2 separate regions of the Homo sapiens genome follow, and region 1 is linked to region 2. A link is a loop called in an ENCODE intact Hi-C map of the cell type or tissue named here. Cell type or tissue: PC-3. All regions are shown on one strand. Links, peaks and the distances in the headings refer to the core of each region. The heading gives the core; the rest is flanking DNA.

What was found. Peaks named below come from ENCODE experiments on the same cell type or tissue, not always from the same donor. Only the 100,000 strongest peaks of a DNase experiment are listed, where the experiment ranks them.
Region 1: a loop joins it to region 2, with 4 times the contacts of the local background. A loop is called at or near these places in 10 of 110 quality-filtered maps.

Annotation. Positions count from the first base shown.
Region 1 is chr10:76,416,271-76,431,791 of GRCh38, forward strand. The region is part of intron 6 of LRMDA (leucine rich melanocyte differentiation associated); the gene reads left to right. Among named protein-coding and RNA genes, the nearest start is that of KCNMA1-AS1, 460 kb to the right of the region's middle. In PC-3, for the core only: a CTCF peak has its summit at 6,684; no DNase peak of the experiment used is centred there.
Region 2 is chr10:76,328,240-76,343,760 of GRCh38, forward strand. All of the region lies in intron 6 of LRMDA (leucine rich melanocyte differentiation associated), which reads left to right. Among named protein-coding and RNA genes, the nearest start is that of KCNMA1-AS1, 550 kb to the right of the region's middle. RefSeq lists a silencer at 7,992-8,286. In PC-3, for the core only: a CTCF peak has its summit at 9,517; a DNase peak (open chromatin) is centred at 9,622; H3K27ac peaks cover 1,096 bases.

The sequences.
Region 1 (15,521 bases), core at 4,268-9,267, 86 kb after region 2:
GCCACCTGGAATCATGCTTCCCCTGTCCTGCTGAGGTTCGTGTGGATATGTGTCAAATATTTTTCAGAGATTTTAAAGAAATTAAAATTAACACTTGATTCAACCCTCAGATCTATCACTTATAATGCGGCCTCGGACAGGCCATCTAACTTCTTTAAGCTTTTTTGTCCTAATCTTTAGAATAATATATTACCTACTATGCTGCCTTTTTTCCCAGGTTAGTTATGAAATTCAAAGAAGATGATGTTTGTAAAAGCAATTTGTAAACAATAAATTAACCAGTGGTTATGTGCTCAACACTGTGGAGCCTTTCACTCCAAATAAAAACAAATCAAAACAAAAACCACCTCCATGGATATATAGGCAATTTTGACATGTAACTTCTAAGGGTCTGCTTAACAGGCTCATGTGTCAGAATTTGACAATCCATGAAATAGAGATCAAGTAGTCGTAATAATATCACTGCCTTCATGGCAGAGGCTGCATATCTGTTTCTCCTATTCCACTTCATCTCCCCAGTGCTCACACATACACCCTGTTGGTTTGTAGTTAGTGAATGATTAAGGAAATGTGCGTGTGCCTGTGTGTGCTTGTATGTTGTATAGGTGTGTCTGCACTGCCCATTCTTGCATTTCTATCTTTTAACTGTTATGGATGTATAAGCACTATCTATGATGGACGAGGCATAGTGCATCTCCTAGGCCGGAAATGTTTCACTCACTAATGAGCTGGACAATTCTACTCTGTGAATTTAACTTTCCTGACTCCCTTATGCAGGTTAATTTTGGTAACATATCATATTTTACTCTGGCTTGGTGGGATTAGGTGGGAAATTACAGATTGCATCAACAATTTGGTCTGCCTGGATACAATTTGGTCTGTTTCAGTCACAGCCTGGGTCACACCTGTTGATATATATTTTTAAACTGATTCCTCTCTAGATCATTCTTTCTGATCAGCACAAGGCAATATGCTGAAATTTCTCTTTTATATCTGTTTTATTAGCATGTCTTTCAAGTGCTCCTTAATCTTCCAAAGAAAATGGAAAGAGTTCTTATATTGTGCTACAGCCTTTGTATTCACTTGGCAATTGCCAACTTATTTTAAAATAAACTTTTAAAGTGAACTATGACGTATCTATACAATATGCACAAATCATAGTATACAACTTTATGAATTATCATGAGCTGTCACCACCCAGACAAAAAAAAAAATACTGGCAATGGCCCCTGCCCCCCACAAACTCTCTCATATCGCACCCTAGGCACTACTTCTTCCTCCATAAAGGTAGCCAACATTCAGACATCATATTCTATGGATTAGTTTTGATTACTTTTAAATTTTCTATAAATGGAAGAGTGAAGTATGTATATTTGGGGATTTTTGTTGTTGTTGTTCAATGTTAAACAGTATTCCAAAATATTGGAGTTCAATGTATTAGTCTTTTTCCTTATGGTTAGTATTTTTGAAGTCCTGTCTAAGCAACATTTGTCTACTCAAAGGTCATGACGGTATTATCCTGTGTTATCCTTTAGAAGTGTTGTATTTTACATTCACATTTAGAACTACAGTACACCTAACATTTTTATATGGTGTGTAGTAAGGGGGTCAGTAATTATTTTTTCATAAGGATATCTGAAAAGACCTGACATTCCTCACTGCTTTTTTCATAAATCAATTGTCTTCATATATGTGAAGTTGTCTTGGACTCTCTATTCTGTCCCATTAGTATTCTTGTCTCTTCTGGGTCAATGCCCTTATCTGTCAATGACTACAGTTTTATAATAATGTCTAATATCTAGTCATGTATCAAAACCATATTGGCTATCCTTGGCTCTTTGAATCTCCATACAAGTTTTAGAATCATATGTGTCCTAATAATAACAACAACAATGAAAAAAGATGATATTTTGATTGGGATTATTTTGAATTTATAGGCCAATTTGTGAAGGATTGATATGTTTGCAATGTGACATCTTCTAATTCATGACCATGGGAATGTTCTTCCACTTATTTAGGTCTTCTTTAGTTAACTCAATAATAATTTTTAGTTTTTCTTGTGTGTGTGTGTGTGTGTGTGTATGCATGCATGTGTGTGGCAGTCTTGTACATATTTCATTATATTTATATGTATATGATTTTTCAAAATAGTATGGTAATATGATTTACTTATTTTTTGATGCTAGTATATAAAGATTGAAATAATTCTCATATGTTTATTTTGAAGCCAGAAACCTTGCTAAATTCACTTATTTATTCTAAGAGTTTCTAGAGTTTTTGGTTTTCTGTACACAAATCTCCCTGTAATAATTTTTTTCTTTATACCTATTCCTTTTATTTCATTTCTTATCTTATAGAATTGGCCATGACCTCTAGTACAATATTGAACATAAATGGTCTTGAAAGATACCCTTGTCTCATTTTCAATCTCAGCTTTTAATTTTATTATGTCTAATGAGTGCTATAGAACTGTTATCATTATCCTTTATCAATTAGAAAAGGCATCTTTTCTTTTGTTATGAGTTTTCAACATCAATGGGTATTGAATTTTGTCAAATATTAAATATTTTGTGCCTCTGTAGAGGTGATCATTTGCTTTTCTCCTTTATTATATTAATGTGATGAATTACATTGATCATTTTTTAAAATAGACTTTATTTTAGGAAGAAGTTTCAGGTTCAAAGCAAATTTGGACAGAAAATAGAGTAACTTCCCAGATACTCCCTGCCTTGACACTTGGACAGCCTTTCACACGATCAGCATCTCACACCAAAGTGGTACATTTGTTACAATTGATTAATCTACATTAACACATTATTATCACCCAAAGTCCATGGTTGACATCAGGGTTCACTCTTAGTGGTGTATATTCTATGGGTTTTCATAGATATGAAATTACATGTTTCCACTATTAGAGCATCATACAGAATAGTTTCACTGCCCTGAAAATCTTTTTTGCTTCACCTATTCTATCCCTCCCTCCTAACTATTCCCTGGTAACCACTGATCTTTTTATTGTCTCCATAGTTTTTCCTTTTCCATAATGTAATATAAATGGAATCATACAGCATGTATCCTTTTCAAATTAGCTTTTTTTCAGTTGGTAATATGCATTTAAGTTTCCTCCATGTCATGTTATCACTTGATAGCATGTTTCCTTTTAGTGCTGAATAACATTCATTGTCTGGATGTACCACAATATATTTATCCATTCACCTACTTCAATTTTGACAATTGTTTATAAATCTGCCGTAAACATCTGTGTGCAGGTTTTTGTGTGGATGTAAGTTTTCAATTCATTGGGTGAATACCAGGGAGTGTGGTTGCTGGATGGTATGGAAAGAGTATCTCTTGTAAGAAACTGCCAGATTATTTTCCATAATGGCTGTACCATTTTGCATTCCCACCAGCAGTTATTGAGCATTCCTTACTTATTTTCCACCTGTATATCTTCTTTGATAAAGTGTCTGTTCAGGTCTTTTATCCATTTTTAAAATTGGGTTGTTCATTTGGTTATTATTGAGTTTTAAGTGTTTTGTATATTTTCGATAACAGTCTTTTATCTATTGTTTGGAAATATTTTCTCCCAGTCTTTTAAACATTAAAGCAACTTGCAGTCCTGAAACTTACCCAACTTTATTGTGTTATGTGAATACACATTGCCACATATATGAACACAAAATTGAACTGTTAATATTTTGTTTATGGATTTTGAATCTGTGTTTATGACAAAGATTGTCCTAGAATTTTTCTTTCTGGTAATGCTCTTATTAAATGTCAGTATAAAATTTTACTACCCTCATAAAAGAAGTTGAGGAATTTTCTTGTTTTTTCTATTCTTTGGAAGAGTTCATTTAATATTGGTGTTATTTCTTTCTTATGTATTTGGAAAAATTCATGGCTAAACTGTCTAGGCCTGGAGTTTTCTTTGTGGTAAGGCATTTAATTACAGATTTAATTTCTTTAAGATATATGACTATTCTATTCTTTATTATACCTGTTTTGTTGTATTTTTAAAAGATTTTTAAAAATTGATTTAAATGTCAAATTTATTTGCATAAAATTGTTCCTAGTATCCTTTTATCTATTTTTCAGGTACTATATTGATACTCCCCATTTCTTTTCTGATATTGTAATTTGGTACCTTTTCTATTTTACTCTTGAGCAGTCTCATTCCTACCCCCATCCCAGAAATTATAATTTTATAAGTCTTAAAAAAGTTTTGGCTTTGTTGGCTGTTTTAATGTACATTTATTAATTTCATTTATTTTCTGTTTTTACTGTTTCCTTCATTCCAGTTTGTTGGTTTTATTTTCTGTTCCTTAATTTCTTAGGATGAATAATTAGATCACTGATGTTAGGCTTTCTTCTTTTCTAATATATGCATTTATTGATATATATGTCTCTAAGCGTGGCTTTAGCTGTATCCTACATTTTTTTATGACATACTTTCATAGTCATTCAATTCAAGATCTTTTCTAATTTCTATGCTGATTTTTTTGACTGTTGAGATATTTAGAAGTATGTAGCTTAATTTCCCAGCACTTAAGTGTTTCTTAGTTATCTTTTGTTAATAATTTACAGGTAATTTCATTCCGGTCAGAGAATATACTTGGCACAATTTCTGCCTTTTCAAATTTCCTGATACTTGCTTTATAGCCTGGAATATGTTTAATTTGGGTGAATGTTCTCTGTTGTGCAATGTCTTTAGTCCTCACGTGCAGTATTCTTCATTTGCGTGTGTGTATATACATGTGCGTATGATCAAGTTTGAAGATTGTTAATTATATTTTTCAAATCTTTTATTTAATTCCTTTTTGTTATCTGCTTCTTTTACTTACTGAGAGAAGTATGCTAAAACCTCCCACTATGATTGTGAAATTCTCCTTTTTGTCCCCTATAGTTCTGTTGATTTTTGTTTCATGTGTTTTTGAACTTATACATTTAGAATTTCTACATCTTCCTGAACAACCACCTCTTTTGTCATTATGAAATATTTTCCCTTTATTTTTAGTTATGGTCCTTGTCTTAAAGTTTAGTTTATTTGGTATTTGTAAACATACACTTTCTCTTATGGCTAGTATTTGCTTTGTGTAGTTTCTTTTCACTTCTCTACTCTCAAATTCTCTGAAGGCTTTTATTTAAAATATGTTTCTTGTAAGCAGTATATTACTTTGAAATCCATTATGAAAACCTTCCTTTTAATGGTGATATATAGACTATTTAACAATTAATATAGTGACATCTTAACTAACATTTAATATAGCTTCCTTGTGACACAGCCGCCCTTTTTCTAATAGTCTCAATTATGTCTCATTTGTTAAATATACCAATTAAATTATTAGTTTAAGCTATCGTATGTTTCGGCCTTGAATTTTTATTTGACTCTGTTGTATAGTTGTCATTTCTTTTCTAAATTCCTTCATTTGCTGTTTTGCATCTTTAGAATATATGTGATTGATATGTTCCAGTCCGTGGCTAATAACTCCAATATCCATTTCTTTTGTAGCTTGTTATCTCTTATTGATTGATGGTTTGGATCTTTGGGCATTTGGTTTTGTCTCTTCGTATGCCACATGATATTTCATACTTGACACTGAGTACAAAAATTATAGGAAAAAACTTGAGGCTCTGAATAATGTTATATTCCTTCAGAGAAGACATATTTTGTTTCTGGGAGGAAGGTCTGGTGGGGGAAGATTGCCTTAGTCCAGTTAGGGATTTATTCCATGGGAAACTGGGCTGCAGACTTGGTGAGGACAGATCTATTTCCAGTTGCCCTTCCACCTGTGATGTAGTTTTTCAGGGTCCTCGCTGAAAGTCTGGGATGTCTACCTGGACCCCTTCTCCTTGGCATATCTTCAGTCTAATTTTGTCCACCAAGACTTATAAGACTGTGAAGTTTGGTTCAGCTACTCAGCCTCTTCATTGCAGGTTGAGAATTGAAAATTGCTTCATGAGAGACAGTAGCACTGAATGTGGGACTCAGGTCTCCACACGCTCACTCTCCCCAAGATCTTATCCTCTCAGGTCGTCACTGCCTTAGTAACTCACTGAGGCCCTGACGTAAGATTTTCTACACATATTTAGCTCAGCATTTTTAGTTTTTCTCAGTGGGAGCATTGGTCTTCAGCCAGCTAGTCTATCTACTTCACTCTCACTCTCATCAAATTATTTTATTCACACTTTACAGATCTTGAATTTGAGGCTAAATCATCCACATTACAAAGACAGAAACCCAGCCCCGCCATGCTCTCCTCAGTCTGTCTAATCATAAGACATAAAAAGCTAAGCCTCTTTCTACTCAGGCCCCTATTTCATGTCTCATTCTAGGGTCAGTTGTCAAAGAAATCTTGATAAGAAAGTATTAATTCTTAAGGGGAAGCTCTTCCTCATGGATAACTGCATTTTATTAATAGAGCTGTTTTGAAGGCCTACAGCCTTTGATGGAAATAACTATTTTGGAAGAATAGAAGTGAAAGGTTTGCTGTTGTTTGCTTGGGTCTCAGTAATACCCCTGGGGCATCTACCCCTACACATACAGCCAACTTTGCCTTTGAATCTCCCCTCTCCATCTGAAGTCTTTGTTCTTTCCAATGGATTTATAGCAATTTACTTCCTCATGAAAAAAGAACTTGCATTCCTGAATCTCTGCAATGAACTGAAGAAGCTAACTGTACAACTCAATCCTGCCCACAAGTGGGCAAACCAACAAAACCCTTTGAGAAAGTTATATCCTATTTTATCTAATAATGGTCAAGATGCAAAAGACGTGAATGTCCTCTTTTATAGCAAGGACAAAAAACTCCACGAAGATGAGTGTATTTAAAAAACAAAATTGAGGCCAGGCGTAGTGGCACATGCCTGTAATCCCAGCACTTTGGGAGGCTGACGCAGGCAGATCGCTTGAGTCCAGGAGTTTGAAGCCAGACTGAGTAACATGGCAAAACCCTGCCTCTACAAAAAATGTAAAAATTAGCCGAGTGTGATGGTGCACACCTCAGTCCCAGCTACTTGTGAGGCTGAGGTGGGAGGATCGCTTCAGCCCAGGAGATCGAGGCTGCAGTGAGCCATGATTGTGCCTCTACACTCCAGCCTAGGCAACAGAGTGAGACTCTGTCTCAAAAATAGTAATAAAATAAAATAAAATAAAGCTGCTTATTAGTTGTTTGACCTAGACATAAATTCATTTAACTTACCATAGCCTTGATTTCTTCTCTGACAAAATGGGCATAGCAATCATACCCTTTCATAAGGTTGTTGGCTGGGTTGTATGAAGTCATTCATGTGATTATTGATTAATTGAGTGATTTTTCAGATTTCACAAGAGTTTGAAATAAAATAATTAAAAATTAATAAATTTTGTTATAAAGGGAATGGCACTGTTTCAAACTTAGCTGCTGCTATTGCTGCTGTTTGGTAATAAATTCTAGTCCCCTTTTGACTTCGATCAAAATCTGATGCCCTAACTCAGCTAGAATGAGTTTTCCCATTGCCCATGTGTCTATTTTTGTTAAACGGTGGACCCTAATCAACCGAGGAGGTGTTTGTTATAGAAAACCAATGACTAGGAATCACCTTCTCAGATACAGAATATGAGGCCCCAAGGGGTGAGGGGAGGTGTCCATGGTTACTAGACCTGGGGGTCTCCTGACTTCTAGGCTGCGAGGGAAAATATCACAGAGTATGCTCTGATTCCTAGAGGGCCAGAGGGGCTCCTTTGTGATCCCAAGTTCTGGTTCACCTTCTATATGGAGTTGTGTTCTGGTCTTAAGGGACTTACCCTTCCATTCCATCACTTTCTGCCATCAAAACTTTCCTTTCTGTTTTCTAAGACAATATCAATGGCTGTGGATATTGAACAATTGTCTGATAAAAGTGATTTTTGACATTAAGGATCTAAGTGCTCATATTTGAGAGTCTGATCTAGTGACCCTCATGAATAACAATCACACCTTACTTAGTACTGGGATTTTCCCTTTACAGTTGATGTTTACTTACATGATTGACCTGCGTAACAGTTTAAAACAGGTAGGACCACGAGGTCAGGAGATTGAGACCATCCTGACAAATATGGTGAAACCCTGTCTCTACTAAAAATACAAAAAAAACAAAAAAATTAGTCAGGCGTGGTGGCAGGCACCTGTAGTCCCAGCTACTTGGGAGGCTGAGGCAGGAGAATTGCGTGAACCTGGGAGGCTGAGCTTGCAGTGAGCCAAGATCGTGCCACTGCACTCCAGCCTGGGCCACAGAGCAAGACTCCATCTCAAAAAACAAAAACAAAAACAAAAACAGGTAGGACCACAACAGTAACAATAACTGCCATTCATCAAGTGTATTTTGTTTGCAAAAATATCTTCACTTTCATTTCTTATTTAATTCATATGCTAATCCTTCAAAGTGGGTGATATCATTACCCATTTAATAAAATGGCAATTGCAGCTCAGAAGGCAAAGAATGTGCTCAGGATCATAAAGCCAGTAAGTGATGTAGAGAGATTTTCAACCCAGTTTGTTGATTAGGCAAAACAGTAGTCTTTTCACGGCACCTTACTGTCTTTCCCAAGTTATTTCTCCAACCTGTACAGAGAGATTGTGCCTTGACTAAAAAGCGCCAGCAAGTTTATGATGGGTGGTTGAGTCAGGAGTAGAGTTTTAATCTTCTAAACCTTAACCCATCTCTCTTTCTATTGACCATACACTTTTCTCCCCATTAGCATCTCAGCTTTTAGAAATGGACATTTTGTGAACCTCCCCATTGCATTGCATCTCAGTTGTTGTATTTGAGATGCTGGAACGTGGAGATGCAATGCAGTGAACTCAACAATCCAAAATAGCCAATCCAAAATTTTGGTGTCTAAAGAGTTACCATTTCCACTATAACAGATCGCCATCAAATTTACTTAATGTCAATATCACATTATGTACACTTTAATTTCCAACTCAGAAAAAAAGGTCTAGATCTGTTTGTGGCTTTATTACCAATGTCACCATTATTTTTGAGCCATTAGTATAAGGAGTTCAGATGTTTGAGTTCCTAGAGTATTAAATAAGAGAGAATTTAGACAACCTTAATTTTTTTTCTTTTTTTTTCTTTTTTAACCATTGTCATGAGACAGACTCAAGTTCAAATCCCAACTCAGTCATTTATTGATTGTGTGGACTTGGCCAAGTTGCTTAACCTCTGCGTCTCAATTTCTTAACTTTTAAAATGGAGATAAAATCTACCTTGAAGGATTATAAGGAAGAAAGGTTATTTGTAGGCAGTACTTGGCATGCAAAAGCTATAACTTACTAATAATAATTATTATTTTATTTATTTATTTATTTTTCATATATATTTTTTATTATACTTTAAGTTCTAGGGTACATGTGCACAATGTTCAAGTTTGTTACATATGTATACATGTGTCATGTTGGTGTGCTGCACCCATTAACTTGTCATTTACATTAGGTGTATCTCCTAATGCTATCCCTTCCCCCTCCCTCCACCCCACAACGGGCGCTGGTGTGTGATGTTCCCCTTCCTGTGTCCAAGTGTTCTCATTGTTCAGTTCCCACCTATGAGTGAGAACATGCAGTGTTTGGTTTTTTGTCCTTGTGATATTTTGCTGAGAATGATGGTTTCCAGCTTCATCCATGTCCCTACAAAGGACATGAACTCATCATTTTTATGGCTGCATAGTATTCCATGGTGTATATGTGCCACGTTTTCTTAATCCAGTCTATCATTGTTGGACATTTGGGTTGGTTCCAAGTCTTTGCTATTGTGAGTAGTGCCGCAAATAAACATACGTGTGCATGTGTCTTTATAGCAGCATGATTTATATTCCTTTGGGTATATAGCCAGTAATGGGATGGCTGGGTCAAATGGTATTTCTAGTTCTAGATCCCTGCAGAATCACCACACTGACTTCCACAATGGTTGAACTAGTTTTCAGTCCCATCAACAGTTTAAAGTGTTCCTATTTCTCCACATCCTCTCCAGCACCTGTTGTTTCCTGACTTTTTAATGATCGCTATTCTAACTGGTGTGAGATGATATCTCATTGTGGTTTTGATTTGCATTTCTCTGATGGCCAGTGATGATGAGCATTTTTTCATGTGTCTGTTGGCTGCATAAATGTCTTCTTTTGAGAAGTGTCTGTTCATATCCTTCACCCACTTTTTGATGGAGTTGTTTGTTTTTTTCTTGTAAATTTGTTGGAGTTCATTGTAGATTCTGGATATTAGCCCTTTGTCAGATGAGTAGATTGCAAAAATTTTCTCCCATTCTGTAGGTTGCCTGTTCACTCTGATGGTAGTTTGTTTTGCTGTGCAGAAGCTCTTGAGTTTAATTAGATCCCATTTGTCAATTTTGGCTTTTGTTGCCATTGCTTTTGGTGTTTTAGACATGAAGTCCTTGGCCATACCTATGTCCTGAATGGTATTACCTGGGTTTTCTTCTAGGGTTTTTATGGTTTTAGGTCTAACATTTAAGTCTTTAATCCATCTTGAATTAATTTTTGCATAAGGTGTAAGGAAGGGATCTAGTTTCAGCTTTCTACATATGGCTAGCCAGTTTTCCCAGGACCATTTGTTAAATAGGGAATCCTTTCCCCATTTCTTGTTTTTTGTCAGGTTTGTCAAAGATCAGAGAGTTGTAGATGTGTGGTATTATTTCTGAGGGCTGTGTTCTGTTCCATTGGTCTGTGTCTCTGTTTTGGTACCAGTACCATGCTGTTTTGGTTACTGTAGCCTTGTAGTATAGTTTGAAGTCAGGTAGCCTGATGCCTCCTGCTTTGTTCTTTTGGCTTAGGATTGACTTGGCGATGCGGACTCTTTTTTGGTTCCATATGAACTTTAAAGTAGTTTTTTCCAATTCTGTGAAGAAAGTCATTGGTAGCTTGATGGGGATGGCATTGAATTTATAAATTACCTTGGGCAGTATGGCCATTTTCACAATTTTATTCTTCCTATCCATGAGCATGGAATATTCTTCCATTTGTTTGTATCCTCTTTTATTTCATTGAGCAGTGGTTTGTAGTTCTCCTTGAAGAGGTCCTTCACATCCCTTGTAAGTTGGATTCCTAGGTATTTTATTCTCTTTGAAGCAATTGTGAATGGGAGTTCACTCATGATTTGGCTCTCTGTTTGTCTGTTATTGGTGTATAAGAATGCTTGTGATTTTTGCACATTGATTTTGTATCTTGAGACTTTGCTGAAGTTGCTTATCAGCTTAATGAGATTTTGGGCTGAGACGATGGGGTTTTCTAGATATACAATGATGTCATCTGCAAACAGGGACAATTAGACTTCCTCTTTTCCTAATTGAATGCCCTTTATTTCCTTCTCCTGCCTGATTGCCCTGGCCAGAACCTCCAACACTATGTTGAATAGGAGTGGTGAGAGAGGGCATCCCTGTCTTGTGCCCGTTTTCAAAGGGAATGCTTCCAGTTTTTGCCCATTCAGTATGATATTGGCTGTGGGTTTGTCATAAATAGCTCTTATTATTTTGAGATAAGTCCCATCAATACCTAATTTATTGAGAGTTTTTAGTATGAAGGACTGTTGAATTTTGTCAAAGGCCTTTTCTGCATCTATTGAGATAATCATGTGGTGTTTGTCTTTGGTTCTGTTTATATGCTGGATTATGTCTATTGATTTGCATATGTTGAACCAGCCTTGCATCCCAGGGATGAAGCCCAGTTGATCATGGTGGATACGCTTTTTGATGTGCTCCTGGATTCGGTTTGCCAGTATTTTATTGAGGATTTTTGCATCAATGTTCATCAGGGATATTGGTCTAAAATTCTCTTTTTTTTTGTTGTGTCTCTGCCAGGCTTTGGACAACCTTAATTTCTTATTATGCTCACTACTTCTTGTGGCTGAGCCAAAACACTCATGCTACAAGACTAAATCAGTTTCTGGAGTTTAGAAGTCTTTAGTGCTTTCTTCTACTTTATTGAATTAGTTCTTCATTGAGAGAGAGAGAGCATATCTAGGAGGAGCCAGCCTGTCTTGGATTGTAGTGATATTTTGAATGGTTCCTTTACTTGTTTTTGAAAGCTCATAAACCCCTGTTAAGTAGACTAGGTGTCCAGACCTTCATCCTTGATGCTGGCTCAGGCCCATCTGTGGAGATTGACATGGCTTTAACTTCATGATGAAGTTAATTTCATCTTTTAACTTCATGATGAAGTTAATTTCATCATTTAACTTCATGAGCTATAGACCCATCATAGATCCATCGATCCAGTTTTCCTTCCAGGCCCCACATTAACTGTGCCAAGACCAGAAAACACAGAGACTTGGCCTAGACTTTTTTCTTGGATACTCCTTTCTTGTGAGATTGCCACTGGAGCTCAGCATCTTGGCCTCTCCCTATGAGATACAGTGGGGGTGAATGAGGAGGGTAAACCGGCTGAGGATGCAAAAAAGAGAATGACTCACTAGCTGTGCATCTTAGCAAGGCATGGAACTTCTAGCACGTGGCTGCTGGCAAAAGCTCAAATAACTGTATATCTGAACAAAGAAACCATATTCAGGACTGCTAAATCCCAGCAACTTAAGGCTCTGCCAGGCAAAGCAAGAGAAAGAAAGGGGAAGGATTTGAGAAGGGGTTAATTGAGGGTGAGGTAAAGAAGTTTTACTCTGTTATCATGTTGACCAATTTGTATCCATTTGCCTTTCTCCTTTGAGTCATTGTCATTTCAGTTGCTGAGAAGTGGACTGAAACCTTGCTGTTAGATGAGGAAATAACCCTGCCAATTATACACACACACACACACAAACACACACACACACACATTCCCCACACTGGCATGCCACTGCCTTTTTCAAGATAGGAGGAATCCCTTAACTAGTTATTTCATCATGCATGAAAAACCCCAAAGTAAAAATGTTGGAGAATTAACAAAAAAAAAAAAGTTACAGCCGCCAAGCCAATGTTGCATTATTTTCTCAAAAACTCATGATGTCATGGACTTAGCTCACCTTTAGTGCAGCCATGCGAATAATGTGTACTGAGCTTTCTATCATGTACCATTATAATTAGCTCTGTCAGGTCTTAGCCCTGCAACCCTCATGCAGATAATATGATAATATGTCTTCATAACCAAGTGACCTTACATGCACAATATTTCTCCCCTTATGAAGATTGCATGTCAATAAAGTAATTGAGTCTCAGAGGCTGCAGCGAGGGAAGATTTAGGTGATTGGACGTGGAGAGCAGTGATGTATGATGATTATTATTCCTCTTGTCAGGGAGGCGCGTACAAGCGAGGATGGCCAGAAGATGACAGGGATGACGGGTTGCGTTTCATTAAAAAAAAAATTGCTGTTAATCACCACTCTATTCTTTTCAAAGTCACTGAGGAAAGAAACTCTTTTTTCATTGTAGCTACAATGAACATCCCCAAATGGGAGCACATCGTAAGATTTTTAGCCTCAGTCCCCTTTCACAGTGTCTTTCTTCTGTTGCAAAGAGGCTAAATTAAGATTTTAATTAATAGATCAGCCATGGGGGCCTGGGCAGGGGCCACCCAGCTTCCCTGCTGTAGGGCTCCTTGGGTTTCCAAATGCAGAAAAGGCGCCTGCCGAGATGGAATTGCACTTCCTCTCCTCTCTGCGTTGAGAGAAGTGTGCTGGTGAGCTCTATAAAAAGAAAGCAAATGTGAGAGAACCAGATCCGAGACAACTATTTTTACTTGAATTAATTTGTTTGGACAGTTTTAACACTTGGAACATTTATATTTCCATACTTTATAAAAGCAAACATGCTGTTTCTCTAGCTGTAAATTTATCTTATGATATCATAACAGCTGGAAACTTGTAGCCTGGTAGGATTTTGTTTCATATTTAAACAGCTTGAGAAATATGTCGGAAACAAGGTATATTTTCCCCCATCTCTGTGTGTTTTCTCCTCTCGTATTAGGCTACCTTAGGAGTGTCGGCAGTATCATTCAGAAGATACTGAGGCTCCAGGATTTTTATTAGCCTGGCATTGTTAATTGCTGCTCCCTTGCAAACCTCTTCCTATAAATGCTGAGAACACACTGGAGCCCCTTCCAGAGGAGTTCAAGAATCTTTTCAAGGGGAAAGAAAGCTAACAGTAAAAGCATCTTTTGTTGGCAGAGGGGCTTCTGAAGTCTTTAAATCTTTGTTCATAAGTAATTGACTAAGATCTAACAGCCTTGAAGGAAAGGAGCTGATGGTATCACTTTTTAGTCATAGTATTAACCTTGTGATTTATGGTACAAAATTAGCCACTGCATCCTCTCATTACGGGTGCTGAGTGATTTCTCCAGGCAGGCAGGAGGGAATTGAGAGCTGGATTTTTGTCTCCTGGAGCTCTACTGTTTCCTCCTAGGGAACCACAGTGAGTGTTTTTAGGGATAGGAATATTGTTTTCCTTCCATTTTCTCTGCTCTGTAAAAGAAAATATCAAATGTAAGTAAATAAATAACCTAAGGGAGCTAGAATGTTCAGAGGAAATGTTAACCCAAGGGTGGTCCAAGGGTGGCAGTATAGAATATAGAGTTTCAGATAGGGTCAGTGAGTGATTTCAACCTCCTAATTGTCCCACAACCCCCTCCTCTGCCTCCACAAATTCAAGGCCAAAGCTTTCTGAGTATTTTTTCCATTGAATAGTATCTGGAGTAGAGATTATATCCATTTCTCCATCTGGATAGTTTTTTCCTAATGAATTAAAAACCACCTAATAGACTTCAGGGACACTAGGAAGACTCTGATGATTTCAAGAATTCATAATCCTTATTCTATGCTGACATTGAAATTTTACAAGTGGAGCTTTATCTCTACAGTTCAAGGCTTTGGTTTCTGGTGAAAAATATGTCTCTCCCTGGGAGGAAGAAGCAGATTAACCTATTATCAGTTATTTACATCTGGGTGGAAAAAAAAGATCTAAATATTTTCTGAATGCTTTAAGTAGAGAACAAGCAAGATAATAACTAGGTGCTTGGGGAGTGAATTTACGTGTTTGAGGCGGGCTGATGCAGAGAGGAGCATGGATGCGAACGGGCCCATAACTAGGAGCTTTTTGCTGTTGAAAAGCAACTTTGCTGACTGCACAGTTTGTGTGAGCCCTCCTACAGCTCAGTTCTCTCCTCACATCAGCCTGCTTCCCTGGGTGACGACAGTGTTAAAAGCACAGACTTCAGAGTTAGACTGCATAAGTTCAAATCACTTCTCTACTACTTGCAAATTCTGGGGCTTGAGAAAGTCACTAGTCTCCTGTATGTAGCTCAGTTTTCTCATTTTTAAAAGTGACAATAATGGTGCCTTGCTCTAGGGCAGTTATAAATGTAACATCCTCATAATAACCAATAATAAGAGTATAATCAGTGCTGCCTGTTGTTATTATCCCAGTGGATGATAACTTAGACCTATGCTGGATTCGTTGTCATTGGTGATGGTGGTGGTGCTGTGGATGATAAAGAGATGATAGATCCTGATATGGTTTGGTTGTGTCCCCACCTAATTCTCAACTTGAATTCCCACATGTTGTGGGAGGAACCTGGT
Region 2 (15,521 bases), core at 6,520-11,519:
CCTTTAAATATATTACGAGTACAGGACATGCCCCAGCGTGCCAGGTATTGCCGTTCTTTATCTGGTAGCTCTTAGAAGTAGAATTCACATTTGTACAGGGCATTATGTCTTTTGGGGAAAACATTTCTATTTAGAATGTAAACTATATCATCCTCAGGGTAACCCTGTAAAGTGAGGAGTGCAAATATTTTTCCCATTTAACAGAGGGAGACATCAAGAATTGCTGGGGATGATGGAGCAACTCAACAACAGGCAAGGGAAACAAAATCAAAGCCCTGTGCCCTTAATTCTCAGGTCCCCCTGACCTTTGTCCTTTACCCAGTGCGTATGAAGCAAGTGTAGGTAGGACTAACTGTGGCCTTGAGCTGGAAGGAAGAGTCAAAAAAGTAGAGGGAGAGGCATGGCCTGGAAATGTTCACCACTGCCATGCGTTTCCAAAGCCTGTGCTAAGGCTGCTAGGAGCTACAGCATCCCACTTGCCTGCCTCTGTCAAAAGAATTGCATTACTCCTGCCCTGCCATTCTGTATTTTTAAATTACAGAACAATAAAATCAGGAGTGGAGAAAATTTGAAAACAAAAAGGGTGAATGCTCCATGTCAGTCTGGATTCAGACAGGGAAAATAGAAGGCACTGTATGTATTCCAGTAATGAAGAGTTTTAATGGAAGGAATTAGAGGTGCTGCCACCACCCAGAGTCACAACCTCAGCACTGAACCAGTGATTCTCAGGAGCTTGCTGGAAAGTTTCTGTGGATCACAGGAACATCTGGGTGTCTCCCACTGACTTTCTCTATCTGAAGCACCAGTGAGGGGATTCTCACGTTCACCTGGAGACTGTTTCAGTCATTGCTGTTATCCATGCGTTGCCCTGCTCCTCCATCTCTCTAGATTTCCAAATCATACTCCAGCATCTCTCTTTGGCCCAACTCTAACCTAGGCTGATTCACTGAAGGCGATTCTCCGATGTAGTTTTCAGTTCTCCCTCGAAGCTACAGAGAAAACCTTAGAAGAAAGCAGATGGTGGTAATGGTAAAACAGATAATCCAGCACATCTACCATAACCCTGCCTTGCCAATAGCTATCATGTGGAGGATCTCATTTCAACTTGTCTGCACGCACATTTTGCAAGATAATTGCAAGCCTAGTGAATGTCCCTGAATTATTTATTTCCTGATGCTTATACTATAGTCTTGAAGATATGCCATAGTTAGCTTGCCATATTAAACATTGAACTTGAAATGTGTAAAAGAAAGAAAGCAAAAAGAAAAAAAATGAAGAGGAAATTTGCTGTGAAACTTGCTTAGAGATGATAACCTTTCTACTTTGACTATTGTTGGCAATCTTGCCATTATTTTTATTGACACAGTTGTTAGGTACTCATCTTCCTCTCCAACCAGGGGCTTGGTCTATTTGTGTTTGAAATTGATTGCTGGGACTGTCACAAAGTAATTTATATAGCAACTTATTATAATTAGTTATCATTTGCAGTTTCCTAAATGTGAGTTGCATTTTATGCTTAGCAATTGATTTTTCTGTATATCTCCATGAAGCAGCTCAATGTATGCCATCCAAAAAAGAAGAAAAAGACCGAAAGAAAAACTGTGTTTTTTTAAATTATTTAAAACATTTTTAGCCTGAGATATCATAAAATACGTTTCCACAGAAGACATAAATACAGAGTGTTTTGCTTCAACTCATTAAATCGCCAAAGTGAAAGTGAATAAAAGGAAATTTAAATGTCTGTATGTGAAGAGGTAGCAATGTAGACAAAAATGTTTGGGATGGGGAGATGTTGGCCAGAAAAACTTCATGCCAACAAGCATAATGCTTTCAGGAGGGCTCAAAAGGAAGTTACTTGATGACTAAACTATTGCTCACAATTTGTTTTGGGCTTATAGGATTCGGAGGTGCAGGGGCAGAATGATGCGATACTTTTCCTCATCTATTATAAGGGTCACAGCCCATAACAAAAGACAGGTTAACAAGAGAAGAGGATAAGAAATTTACTTAATCAAAGTTTTCTGAGATGGGGGGGCCTTTAGAAATGAAAGGGAAAACTAGTTTTATGCTTATGTTGATGAAGAATGGACAGCTGTGTAGAAACATGGTTAGACAAAGGGTATGATCTAATGGGAATAGATTGAGGGGAAACCTAGCAAGGCCTGTCTGTTCAGATTCTTCTTGGCCTCTCTATGTAGCATTCCTTCCCCTGGTTATAGGACAGAACCCTCTGAAATGAGAGTCTTCAAAGGAGAAGAGAGAGTGTGAATTTTCTAGGTTTTATGGCTGGCTTTAAGGGATAGGATTCTAGTTTCGATGACCCCACTTAGGGAAGAGGAATTCTGGTTTCTATAACTCACTGCAGGGCAGAGACAGAGGGATGAGGGAGCAGGTAAGAGAAGGCCAGAGAGACCTTGCTTCTGAGGCCCTTCCAGTGTCTTTTGTTTCAAAGCACTCAGCACGTCAAGGTGCCACAATTTCGGGTATTGTGTTTTGAGCCCTGTCAGAGGCAGTATGTCTCTTTTAGCCAACTTTTAGTTTTTCATTTTTAGATTTCTACTATCTTTTCATGTCAGCCACAGGGAATGTGAAAGCTAAGTAGGTCTGATCATTATAAACAAAATCTACAGAAAACAATAGCAAAGACTCAGGAAAATAGATGCATTTATTTAGGCCAGCTTAATAGCTTAGCATCAAGGAATCTTTTGCCTACTGCCTCTTGGTTATCACTGACCATTTATAAACATGAGGCCAGGTGCCGTGGCTCACGCCTGTAATCCCAGCACTTTGGGAGGCTGATGCAGGTGGATCACTTGAGGTCAGGAGTTCGAGACCAGCCTGGCCAACATGATGAAACCCCATCTCTACTAACAATACAAAAATTAGTTGGGTGCAGTGGCAGGCACCTGTAATCCTAGCTACTTGGGAGGCAGAGACAGGAGAATTGCTTGAACCCAGGAGGCGAAGGTTGCAGTGAGTGGAGATCGTGCCACTGCACTCCAGCCTGGGCGACCAAGTGAGAGTCCGTCTCAAACAAAACAAGCAAACTAACAAAAAGATGGGATGAACAACCTGATGGTTCTGGAGCCTTTGCCACATAGGTCTCACCTAAGGTCAGGCCCTATGAGTGAGACAGCCTGCTTATATATTGCCTTCTGCCTTCCAGAATATTTTTATTAGTCTTTCAAGAGAGCTAAGCATCAAATAATTTCTCAAAAAATTGTCAATGACTCATTGAAAGTTCATAGAAGCACAACAGATCCAAATTTCTCCTGTGGATAATGTATTGAAAAGTGGCAAAAGGAAAGAGAGAGAAAAGAAAAAAGAAAAAAACCTCCTTAGAGACAAGAATATGTTTTTGTCCAGGGGTCCTGTCAAATAAGAGTATGGCCTTGGCTTGTATCTTTTAGACTTCTTGCCACCACTGTGCCTTGACTGTGTGGGGGAAGAGTGTGTTGGTTCCTCGTGCAGAACTATTATTAGCATTTGCTAATTATGTAAAATGATTTCCTCTGATGACATTTTCAACAGAACCCATTACTTTAGTTTTCTTTCCTTCATAATGCTTTTATGGGCTTATAATCTTGGTGGAATTCTCAGATGCTGAGAGATGCTAAAGTTTCCTTTATTTAATCGAGGTGACTAGTGATTTGACAGTAGTGGTTGACAGGTTTATTTTATCTGCGTGGCAGTAGGAGTCTATTTTCAGTGTGTGCACTCTGTTCCAAAGTAAAAGGACTTTACTAAGTGCTGAATAAATTGTACTTTCCTTTGATTCTAGACCTTGCTGAAATGGTTTAAAAACTCCGGTCTGGGTCATCAAATTCATCTCCTTGCTACTTTGCAGGGTCAATAGCTTCACTCTGTACAGAGCCGGGCTGGGTGGATTGGAATGGAGGGTAGTGTAGATTAAAACTTCCGCATATATATAGATAGATGTGCATGTGTGCACTCGCTGTCTGCGAGGGTGGCAGTGATGGAAGAGCAAGCCAAGTGGAATTGAAGATGGATGAATCTGTTAGACTATTACCAAGACTGGCATGGAGTTTAGCCAGGAACTTTAAGCAACCTCCTTTAAACATTTGAAATCCATAGGGGTCCATTTCCTCTCCTTTTCCTCCAAGGATGATTTTTCATTTGCAGTCTCTGAGATTGCTTTATTTCTATTCTTTGGGCAGAATTGTGGTATACTTGTAGACAGAGAAGGGCTACGAATCTGGTTTTTCTCTCCCAGAGCAAAGCAAGGAGGAAAAAATGGATTTCAGTTTTCCCCTGCCCCTCAAATAGTAGCAAACCCTACTTCTGTAAAATGAGAGGTCAGAATGACAACTCTTCCCCCAACAGACAGTCCCAATAAAAAATGATAGTAAAAACATGCTCCCTTTATCTTAACAAAATGGAAGCCTAGAATGTACAGGGTGGAAGGTTCTAAATGTGCTTATGTTTTAGAGTCCTGGGCTGTTTCTTGCCCCTTTTTATAAAGAAAAAAGTATGATATGGTCAGTAAGACAAAGATTGCTATGAGCACAGTCATTCAAGAATCTCCCCAACATGTCTTCATTTAGTACCTATTGTGTACTGAGTGTATTGTTAGGATTTGTGGAGAATTCAGAAATAGAGAATATTATCTCTATCTTCTAGGAATTTATGGTTTGATTGAGGAGATCCCAAAAATGAAGTAATACCAACCAAACAATATATTATATATTACATAAATAAGAGCTCTATTAGTTGGTAAAAGCTGCAAATGCTCTCAACGTTTAGAAAAGATAGCGTGCAATGTAGGTGAGACTACTCAGGCATGACTCTTTGGAGGATGTTGGCACTGAGCTTTGAAGAACATGTTAAGTGGAGAGCAAAAGAAGGGCATTCCAGAAAGATAAATGGGTAAAGATAAAGCACAAGGACAAGAACAGGTAGAACTGATGAGAGAAAGGGACCCTGTTTTGAAAAGGTCAGAAATAAGGTTCCTTATGTAGGATAGGTCCACATTATGGCAGGCCTTGGACAGACAGAAGGGTTTATATTTTATTTAAAACCATGCTGTAGGATTATTAATCTGCAAGCAGTATCCAGGGGTAATTGGAAAGGAGAGAGCCTGGATTCAAGGAGGCCATGGTGGGATGGGATTGGAAGGAAATTGTTTCAGTCTTAGAAGCCTTAGATTTCCAGATAACCAGGTTCTGTGCCCATAGACTGTGATGCCTCCAAAGAGCAGGTTTCTAGCAAAGGTAATTTAGAAAACAACTTGGTAACAGATGGGGAAGACAGCTGGGGCCTGGATAGATACTGCCAGGAGAGCAGGAGTGGGGGCCATGCACAGGGAACCTTATGGCCACTATGGAGTTGTTGTATGAGGTTGCTGATGGTTTGGTCACGAGGGCTCAGGCATCAGAGAAACTGGACAGTCAGTGTTTTTCCTCCGCATGTTATTCAGAATATTTCTGATGTTGGCTTTTGAAACTAAAACACAGGGCCCAGGATAATGTTACAATAATCCAGCATTCGATGATCAAGGCCTGGAGTGGCTGGCTGGCTGACTGGGAGTACAAAAAATAAAGGAAGGAATATGAGAAACATTCTGTTGCAAACACAATAGACCGAATACTGATTATATTTCAGGGTAGAGAGAAACAGAGGACCAGAAAGCTATAAGGAAGCCAGCATGGTGTGTGGGAGGCTGTGGTCTCTGCCTGTTGCCCCTCTGTCGGTTCATCCTCATCACAGGATTCTCTCCCACCATTCATGCATGAACTCTAATCTGGCCTGTTAAATGGAAGACCGGTGGAGTTAATGTAGTGGAGCTGTGGCAGCAGGAACAAACGTACAAAAAGCAGGCAGAGCAGCCACAAACATTTGTTCTCATTCTAGCCTTTGGCTTAAAGATGAGCTTCATTCTCTTAAGAACTAATAAATGTCCAGGGTGTTTTATTTCTGAATCTTGGGCTCCTGGAAGGAGAGTGATTTGAAGCCAATGCTTTTGGTCTAAATTGTTCAGCCGTGAGCTCGGCCCAGTATTAACTTCCTAGTCCCAGTTCTTCTGACTCTTTTTATTTCCCTGTCTCTTGTAGAAAACTTTACCCCTGCCCCAGGTTTTTCCTCATGTAGTGATTTTACAACCTTTTTTGGAACAAATAAACAAACATCTGGAATCATGTGGCACATTTAATTAAAAAGTTTGCATTTGGCCAGAAATGGTAAAATCATGAAAAATGGCCTGTCGGTGAGCTCAAGAAGGCCAAATGATGACGTTGTTGGCTGCAAACGGACTGAAATTGAGGGAAGTGAACACCTGCTCAGCTCGGCCTGCCGTCCTCCAGCTTCCTCCTCCAGCCATTAATATTTACAGCAGTTTCTTTATCCATTCTAATGAAATTTTTTGGTTGGGGCTGGTCTGGGGAGAGGGCTGTTACTTTTCCAATAACCTTGGATTTGTTGTGATGTGTGTACTTTATAAAGGGTGTGGTATTGGGCTTTTTGGGCTTTTCATTTCCCTTGCTCAGAATTCCATATGCTTCAGGTCACTGCAGGGGCCTGTTGCTGTTTCTTCAATCAGTCACTCAACCATGGTTTTCATGAGAGCCGTAACATGTGGAACCCTGCACCAGGGCATGTAGGAGATGAAAAAGAAGCTGTGGGCTCTGCCTTCAGGAATCCTACAGTCTAATTGGAGACAAGGTCCTATGCAGAGAAAGCAGAGGCCAAGCTAGATGGAAGAGTGCAGAGAAGGGAGGGATCTGTGATGATAGAAAGATTGGGAGGTGGCCTTGGATGAAGGTGAGAACTGAGTTGAAAGAACTTTCCCTGCGTGAGTTCCAAGTGTGAAAGGATTTAGGAAGAGATCAAGTTGTGGATTCTTGTCTAGTTTCTGGTCATAATCTAGGTGAAAGTAGGGGGTGGATCATTTAAAGCAAGAATTAGATATGATTATTCTACATTTCCAGTTAGCTTCTCCTTTGCAAGACATAGCTAGGGTGAAGTAAAATTTAAGTTTTGTTTGCAAATTAGGATAAAACATTAAGATGATCTGGCTTTGCAGAGTGTAGTGCTCTCATATGTCTCCCACATGAGGATTTATACCGAGGATGAGATTATTCTTAGGACAAAGTGAGAAGTTTTTCTTGTTGCACAGAATACAAGGGAAGTAGCCAGGTGCTGCAAATATAGTAAGCACTGTTTAGGTTAGATCCAAAGGAAGTATGAACCCATAGGTATCTGAGACATGTCTCACAATAAATTTAGAAAGTTTATTTTGCAAAGACTTAAGGATGCGCCTGTGACACAGCCTCAGGAGGTCCTAATGACATGTGCCCAAGGTGGTCTGGGTATGGCATGGTTTTATACATTTTAGGAAGACATGAGACATCAATCAAATACATGTAAGATATACATTGGTTTGGTCCAGAAAGGCAGATAACTTTAAGTGGGGGGAGCTTCCAGGTTATAGGTAGATTTAAAATTTTTCTGATTGGCAATTGGTTGAAAGAGTTGTCAATAGAAAGGAACAGCTGGGTGATATAAGAGGTTGTAGAAACCAAGGCATTATCATGCAGATGAAGCCTACAGGTAGCAGGCTTCAGAGAGAATAGATTGTAAATATTTCTTATCAGACTTAAGGTCTATGTTGATGTTAAATGCTGGTTGGCTTTTCCTGAATTCCAACAGGGAGGAGGGCATAATGAGGCATGTCCAACCCACCCCCGACTTTCCATCATAGCCTGAATCAGTTTTTCAGGTTAACTTTGGAGTGCCCTGGCCAACAGGAGGGAGTCTATTAAGATAGTTGAGGGAGGCTTAGAATTTTATTTTTGGTTTACAGAAGGATGAGTATTGTTTTGAACTAGGGTGTGGATTGGCAAGGGAGATAGAGAAATCACCATTCCCCAAGGCCTTTTACTGAAGGACATGCTCATCTCTCTTTGAGGTAGCCTGAAGGAAGTGAAATGAAACTTAAACAATTTTCAAATCCTGACTGGATGTAATCCTGGGTTCTCTATGTCAGTGCTGGTTCAGCTTTTTCATAAAATGAAATCAGGGTTTCACCTTGACCCTCCTGGACTTGTGCAAGCACAGGGAGATACAGGATCATGCTGGACGGAGCATAACTTCAGTTGCCAGAGGAGTTCTTAGTCCTCAGCTCTTTATTATTCTTGTGCATCTGTTTCCTTAAATACTCTCTGCAGAAGCATTAGCATGAAAATAAAAGAGTACAGCAACTTGGAATTTTCCATTTGTAGCTTCCTTAGTCTGTGGGGTCAAAGTTCTGTCCTCAGGGATGCTAATGCAAACTCTGTGTGCTGTTCCAGGGCAAATGTTTCTCAACTAAATGACAAGAGGGGGTGGGGAGCCAGGGAAATAATGCAGTGCTAATTCCCAAACACAGACTGCCCAGAGGTCCCAATTTAAATTGCTGCTTCCCCAACTCTATTCCCACCCTCCCCCAAAGGAAAAAAAAATATCCTGTGTTGTTAGGACAGACATCTGTGTGAGAGCAATAAAACAGTCTTCTCCCTTGTGGATTAGCTCTTTATTCCTTTATTTATCTTGCTATACCTCATCAGTTTATCCTAAATCAAGGAGAGTCAAAGAGGATAAGATGCAGTCCCTTTTTTGTTTTTGATTAAGGAAACCCATACAACCATCCTCCTACACAAATTTCTTTTCTCAAGAGATAGCTTTCCTTGTTATGTCTAATTTCTCCCCACCCCCCTTTTTTTAATCTGCCTCCTTGGAAACTCTCTGGAACTTTTATTTCATATAATGTTCAAATCAGAAAATGAAACTCCTCCAGAGACAGGTTAGATAGGGCAGTGAATGTTGGCATGTCTGCATGATTCTAAAGTACAAGGGGAACTAGGATAGCAGACTTAACATATTCCATAGCCTCCATTTCTTCTTCCAAATCCCTGGAAGTTTATTAATTCATTCAAGAGATATCTATAGAGCATGTTCTATGTGTCAAGCCCTGTTCAAAACATTAGAGATAGAGCTGTGCATAAAGTGGGCAAACATTTCTGCCTTCAAAGAGCTTATGTTCTAGTCAGAGAGAGGATCTATAACTAAGATAAAAATAAAACCACCACATGGTATATCGGTACTAAGATGAAAACGACAGCAGATCAAGGGCATGAGAGAGTATGTGTTGGCAATTTAAGATCTGACAGCCAGAGAAGTCACCACTGAGAAGATGATGGTGGAGTAAAGACCTGGGGAGGTGAGGCATGGAACCCTGAGAATGTCTGAGAGAAAAGTGGTCCAGGCTGAGGAAGGAGCAAGTGCAAGGCCCTGAGGTGGGAGCGTGCTCCTGGCATACATGAAGCACAACCAAGAGGTCAGTGTGGCTGGAGTTAGTAATCTAGGGGGAGAGTGGTAGATGAAGCCAGAACAATACCAGGGGCTAGAACTTGTAGCCCATTGTTAAATGTTAAACCCAGGAGCATTAAAATTTTAAAGAATTTATTTGAGCAGATGGTGATTCATGAATCAGGCAGCACTAGATTGCACGTGGTTCAGGGCTCCACCAAGAGGGTGTGAGGGAATATTTTTTATAAGGTGTTTGTGGAAGCCAAGACAAAGAAATTATTTGATTGGTTAAAGTGGAAAGTCCCAGTTAGAAGTTAGTTAGTGGTTTCTTGTTGGTTAAGCTTAAGTTTCATTTTACTGCTTACATTGACTTGGGTTTTGGTTTGCTTATGTAGGAATCCAAAGTGCTGGAACCATCTCAGCCTAATGGCTTCCTGATAGATTATTTTAACACTGTTTACTGTGACTAAGACAGGAAGCTATTTCAAGGCAGAAGAAATAATAGAAATGCTGTTACCCTTCTCCTTATAGAAAAAAAAAAAAACAATTCCCAAATGAATAACTAACTGGAAAAGAAAGAAAGGGTACTGCTTTTGATCAGAAACTATAGATTTCCTGCAAGATCACAGCCCAAAACAAATGCAACAGAGTTTCAAAATGCAGAACCAAGACCCAGCAGGGTGGCATATACCTACAAGCTCAGATATACCTGACGTAGGAGGACTGCTTGAATCCAGGAGTTTGAGACTGTAGTGTTGAGTGATTGAGCCTGTGAATAGCCATTGTATTCCAGCCGGGGCAGCATAGTGAGACACAGTCTCATAAATAAATAAATAAATAAATAAATAAATAAATAATAAATAAATGGATGTAGAACTAGCTTCAGGAGTTCTCTAAGCACAGAGAAAGCTACTGGGGGCCTCATAGCAGGCAATAATTTGGGCTTCCTCAGTGGGTACAGCCACATGGGTCACATTGTCTGTATACTTCTCTCCATCCTTAGTTTAGGCATCAAGTAACAGAGCTATCTCTAAGCCAGGGCAGTAAGTATGAGTGATTGGATCAGAAAAATAAGATGGCAAGAGTTGGTACAAATGTATTAAGTCATAATAAATGAGAATGAACTAGACTAAAAGACAGAGCACTACCAGATTTGGTTAAAAAAAAATGTAAAATAAAATACTTTTTCAAGAGGTGCATGTAATAAAATGACATAGAAAACTTGAAAATACTGGAATTAAAGGACAGAAATACTGGATACCTGCTAACACAAAATCCAGGAAGAGCAATGTTAATATTAGACAAAATAAGACTCAAGATGATTACTGAAATGACAAAGAGGGTTATTTTGTATAACTATGAAGATATAATGGGAATCTAAAACAATCATGAATCTTAATGTACCCAATGACATGGCTTTGAAATTCATAAAGCAGAAACTTCTAGAAATACCAGAAAAAACTAACAAAGTCACCATCATGAAGACTTTAGCACATCTCCTATGAAAATGACAGCTAAATGAATGGACTTTTTACAATACCTTCCTTTTGTTACATGGAAAATAAGGTGATATTCTTTAAAAACCTGTATGAAACAGTCACAAATTGGCTCATATCCACAAACTGGCTCATAAAGAAAAGTGTAACATGCTTCTTTCAAATTAACTGACCATAACTAAGTCAAATTAGAAATTATATTAAAAAAGGAAGACTTCCTTCCCCCTCCTTCCAAAAAAAAAAAAAAAAGTAAAAGAGGTAAGAAAAAGAACTATAGACTACAGAATTAGAAATAAATGAAGTTTTGGGTTTATGAGGAAATAGTATACAGTATACTTTAAGAGTAAATGGAAGTGATAACACTGTAGTATATTAAAAACTGTGGGATATACCAAAAGTCTAATTAAAGGATTTTTCCTCCTTAGAAACATAAACTGTAAAACAAGGAATAGAAGATAAAAATATATGAACTATGTTTTCATATATCCTAATTAAAAAACCAAGCAAACCTAATGACACATGGAAGGACTTAATAAAATAAAAACAATGTACAATATACTTTATCAACAATACCAACAGATATTTAAGAAAAAGGTGAGCCTAGCAGATCAAAGTAAGAAAAAATAGAGATTGACATTTAACATTAGGAATAATGAGACAAAAAAAACCCCACAAAGCTATTGAGCTTCATATTGATAAATCTGAAAATCTAAGTAAAACAAGTAATTTTAAGGCAATTATAGTTACCAGTGCTGTCTCAAGAAGAAATATAAGTCTAAACAGAGAAAAAAATAAGATGATAAAAGAAACTTTAAAAATAACCATATAGCCCTCAAAGAGAAGTAGCATCTCATCTTTTATAATTTATTCCAGAAAATAAAAAATATGGAAAATTACTCTTTTTCTCTTACTAGGAATCCATAACTGACCCTAAGCAATGTGAGAAAACATGAAAATGAAACTCTAGGTCAGTCTCTTTTTCAAATATGAATAAAGGAATCCTCCATGAGAAATTAACAATAAGACTTAGTAATGCATTTAAAAAATAGTACTTCCTGACCAAGTAGGGTTTATCTCAATATTGAAAGGTTAGTTTACTTTTAGAATTTATCAGTAAATGTGTCATATTGGCATATTAAAAAAGAAAATGGGATTATATATAAGGATGATGTTACTAGTTATAAAAAGAGAGGGAGGCCAGGCATGGTGGCTCACGCCTGTAACCCCAACACTTTCGGAGGCCAAGCAGGGTGGATTGTTTGAGCTCAGGAGTTTGAGATCGGCCTGGCCAATATGGCAAAACCTTGTCTCTACTAAAAATACAAAAAATAGCTGGGCATGGTGATGCATGCCTGTAGTCCCAGCTACTTGGGAGGCTGAGGCATGAGGCTCTCTGGAGCCCAGGAGGCGGAGGTTGCAGTGAGCCAAGATCGTGTCACTGCACTCCAGACTAGGTGACAGAGTGAGAACCTGTATCAAAAAAAAAAAAAAAAAAAAAAGAGAGAGAGAGGGAGAAACCTATGAAATTTAACAACCATTTCTGCTAAAATCTCTCAGTAAACACAGAATAGATAGGAACTTCCCTAACTTGATAAAGTGTATCTACCAGAAACCTATAGCAACCTGCATATGAAAGAGGGATTTAAAAAATTTCCATCAAAGTCTCAGAACAAGCAGAGAAGGACTATTCTACATTCCCTTGGATGTGCTAGCCAAAGCAATGAGATATACAACAACAACACAGAGCGCAATAAAGATTGGGGTAAATTCAGCATTATTTGCAGTCAATATTATGACTTAGACCAGGAGTAGGCAAACTTTTTCTGTTAAGGAGCAGATAATAAGTATTTTAGGGATTGTAGGCCAGAAGACATCTGTGACAATTACTCAGTTTTGCCCTAATAACATAACAGAACTAAGATCCATTATATCTGTAGTAAAATATATAAATATGCTTAATTCATGTATTTTAAAGATTTTCAGAGTGAATTATAAGGCAAAACCTAATGCTCTGTGTTGTGGAAGAGAAACAGAAACAAACTGACTCAGGAAAGTTAAAATAAAAGGATGGACAAATGTGAATAAAAAGAAAGCAGGTGTTGTAGTCGTTATAGTGTTTTACAAGGTAGAATTCAAGCAGAACAGTAAATGAGGCAAAGAAAGATGCCTGGTACTGAAGGTTGAAATTCATATTAGAAATAACTATTACGAATAGCTATATAGCAAAATAAAGTGCCAATATTCATGATGGAAAAATCATAGGCTATGAAAGGAGAAATTGAAAAATATACTAGTCTTAGGGGATTCTCCTTCACCTGTCTCATTTACTGACAGATTAAGTGGGGAAAAAATAAGGATATGAAAGACAAAAATAGCAAAATTATTAAGGTAGATTTGATTAAAACATATCAAACTCTGTACCCTAACAATATAGGATATGCTTCTTTTCAAGTCAACATAAACACTCATTGTTATTCCAGTTAGTACGGCTGTGTAACAAATTACCCTCAAATTTAATTCTATGAAAGAATGACTTATTATATTCAGATTCTGTGGGTCAGGTATTTCAAGAAAGGATAGTAGGAATGGCTTATCTCTGTAATGCCTGGGGCCTCAATAAAAGACTTGAAGCCTGGGAGCTAGAATTATCAGAAGATTCATATGTTCATGTTTGGTTGTTGATGCTGGCTGTTGGCTAAGGGCCCCCCTTTCCCTGCATGTGGGCCTCTCCATGTGGTTTCCTTTTGTTGGCTCATTTGGGCTTTTCATAGCCTAGTAGCAGAGTTCTAAGGGTGAGAGTCCCAAGAGACAGGAAGACCCAGGCAGAAATAATAGAATCTTTTATGACCTCAGAAGTCATACAGCATTACTTTGGCCATATTCTGTTCATTACGGTAGTTACAAAAGTCCTGCTGCTCATGTTCAAGGGAAGGGCAAATAGACTCTGCCTGTTCATGGGGAGTGGCAAAATTCTGGAAGAGCATGTGGGACCAGAAGTATTGCTCTGACTGATTTTGGCAAATACAGTATTCCCCGGTAATATACTGACTGGATCACAAACAAAATTTCAATAAATTTCAGTAGATAGAGGTAGTACAATAACACTGAGATCATAATATAATAAAACCAGAAATAACAAAATTAGATTGCAAAAAAGCCCTCTACCCAGAAATTTTCTAGTACTCTTACATTTCAAGTCAGAGATAACATATATGGTTAAGAATTCCTGGGGGATTAAAAACAAACAAAAAAAAGATAACATATAAGCCTAAACTGTAGAATAGCTAGAGAAGTATATTAATGAAACCATTACCTATGAGAATGTATAGATAGATTTAAGATAATTATTAGAGGAAAATAGATAGCTTGAAGTACATATATTAACTTGAAAAAATAAGCAAAAATTGTAAAAGATATATTAAGCATCTGACTCAAAAACAATATCAGCCTCATAAATCAAAGGAAAGTGGAAGGGAGGAAGTTTTAAAGTTAAAAATAAATATTAATAAGATAGAATACAAAAAGTATAATAGACCAAAAGTTAATTTTTTTGAAAAACTAAATTATTAACTATCCCAATCAAGGAAAAATAAAGAAAATGCAAATATACAAAATAAAAAAATAAAAAGCCATAGAAACAAGAGAAAACTAAAATAATCCTAAGAAGAAACTGTGTTTAATTCTGTGCAAATATCTGAAAATCTACATCAAGTGGATAATTTTGTAGGAAAATATAATTTCCCAAAGCTGACCCCAGAAGAGATAGAAGATTGAAACAGTTTGATTTCCACAGGCAAAATAAAGTTCATAAAGACCTATCACTTCTCCCACAAAAACACCAAGTCCAGGTGGTTTTACAAGGAAATTTTACCAAACATTAGAAGAGTAGATACTTATAGTATTCTGCTAAATGTTTAACAACCGGGTCTGGGGGCTGGAGCAGGGAGTAAAAAAAACCCTGATCTGTACTGTTTGCTGATTTCTAAGCATAAATATTTCTGTCATAATTTATTTCAAGCTACCTGTGTGACATCACTTAAAGTGAAGATGAGAAGAGATGTGCAGATAGGCTGTTGTGAGTCAGTACAAGCTGGCTTTTGCATAACATGGAGCTGATCCCAATGCTATTTAAACTGTTGCAGGGTATGGAAGTACTACTTTACTCTTACAGAAGTATATTTACAGAGTGAAGAAGTACTTCCAAATTTCTTTTGTGAAGTACATAAGGCCTTTACAGAAACACTGATAAGGGCTTTATAGAAACACTGATAAGGATTACAGAGAAAATAACTGCATACTCACTCCAATGTTAACTATAGGTGCAAAAATGCTAATTGAAAGAATTACAAACAGAATCTAGCAGCATAAAAGCAGAGTAAAACATCATGTCCAAGTAACATTTATTCCAAGTATTCAATGAAATTTCAATATTAGGATACTCATTTATTTACTTTTTTTAGTAGATCTGATGATGAAACCCATAATTATATGGATGCCAAAAAGGCTTTGGCCAAAAATTTTATAGCCATTCTTGATAAAAAGCATTCAAAAATAGATGTGTACTTCCTTAATATGAAAAAACACATCCATCTCAGTCCAAAAGCCAACATCAAACTTAGAGGCGTTCCTGTGAAAGTAAGGACAAAACAAGATATCTGTTACTACCTATTATTTAATGTTTTACTAGAAATACTAACCAAAGCAATTAGATATGAGAAGAGA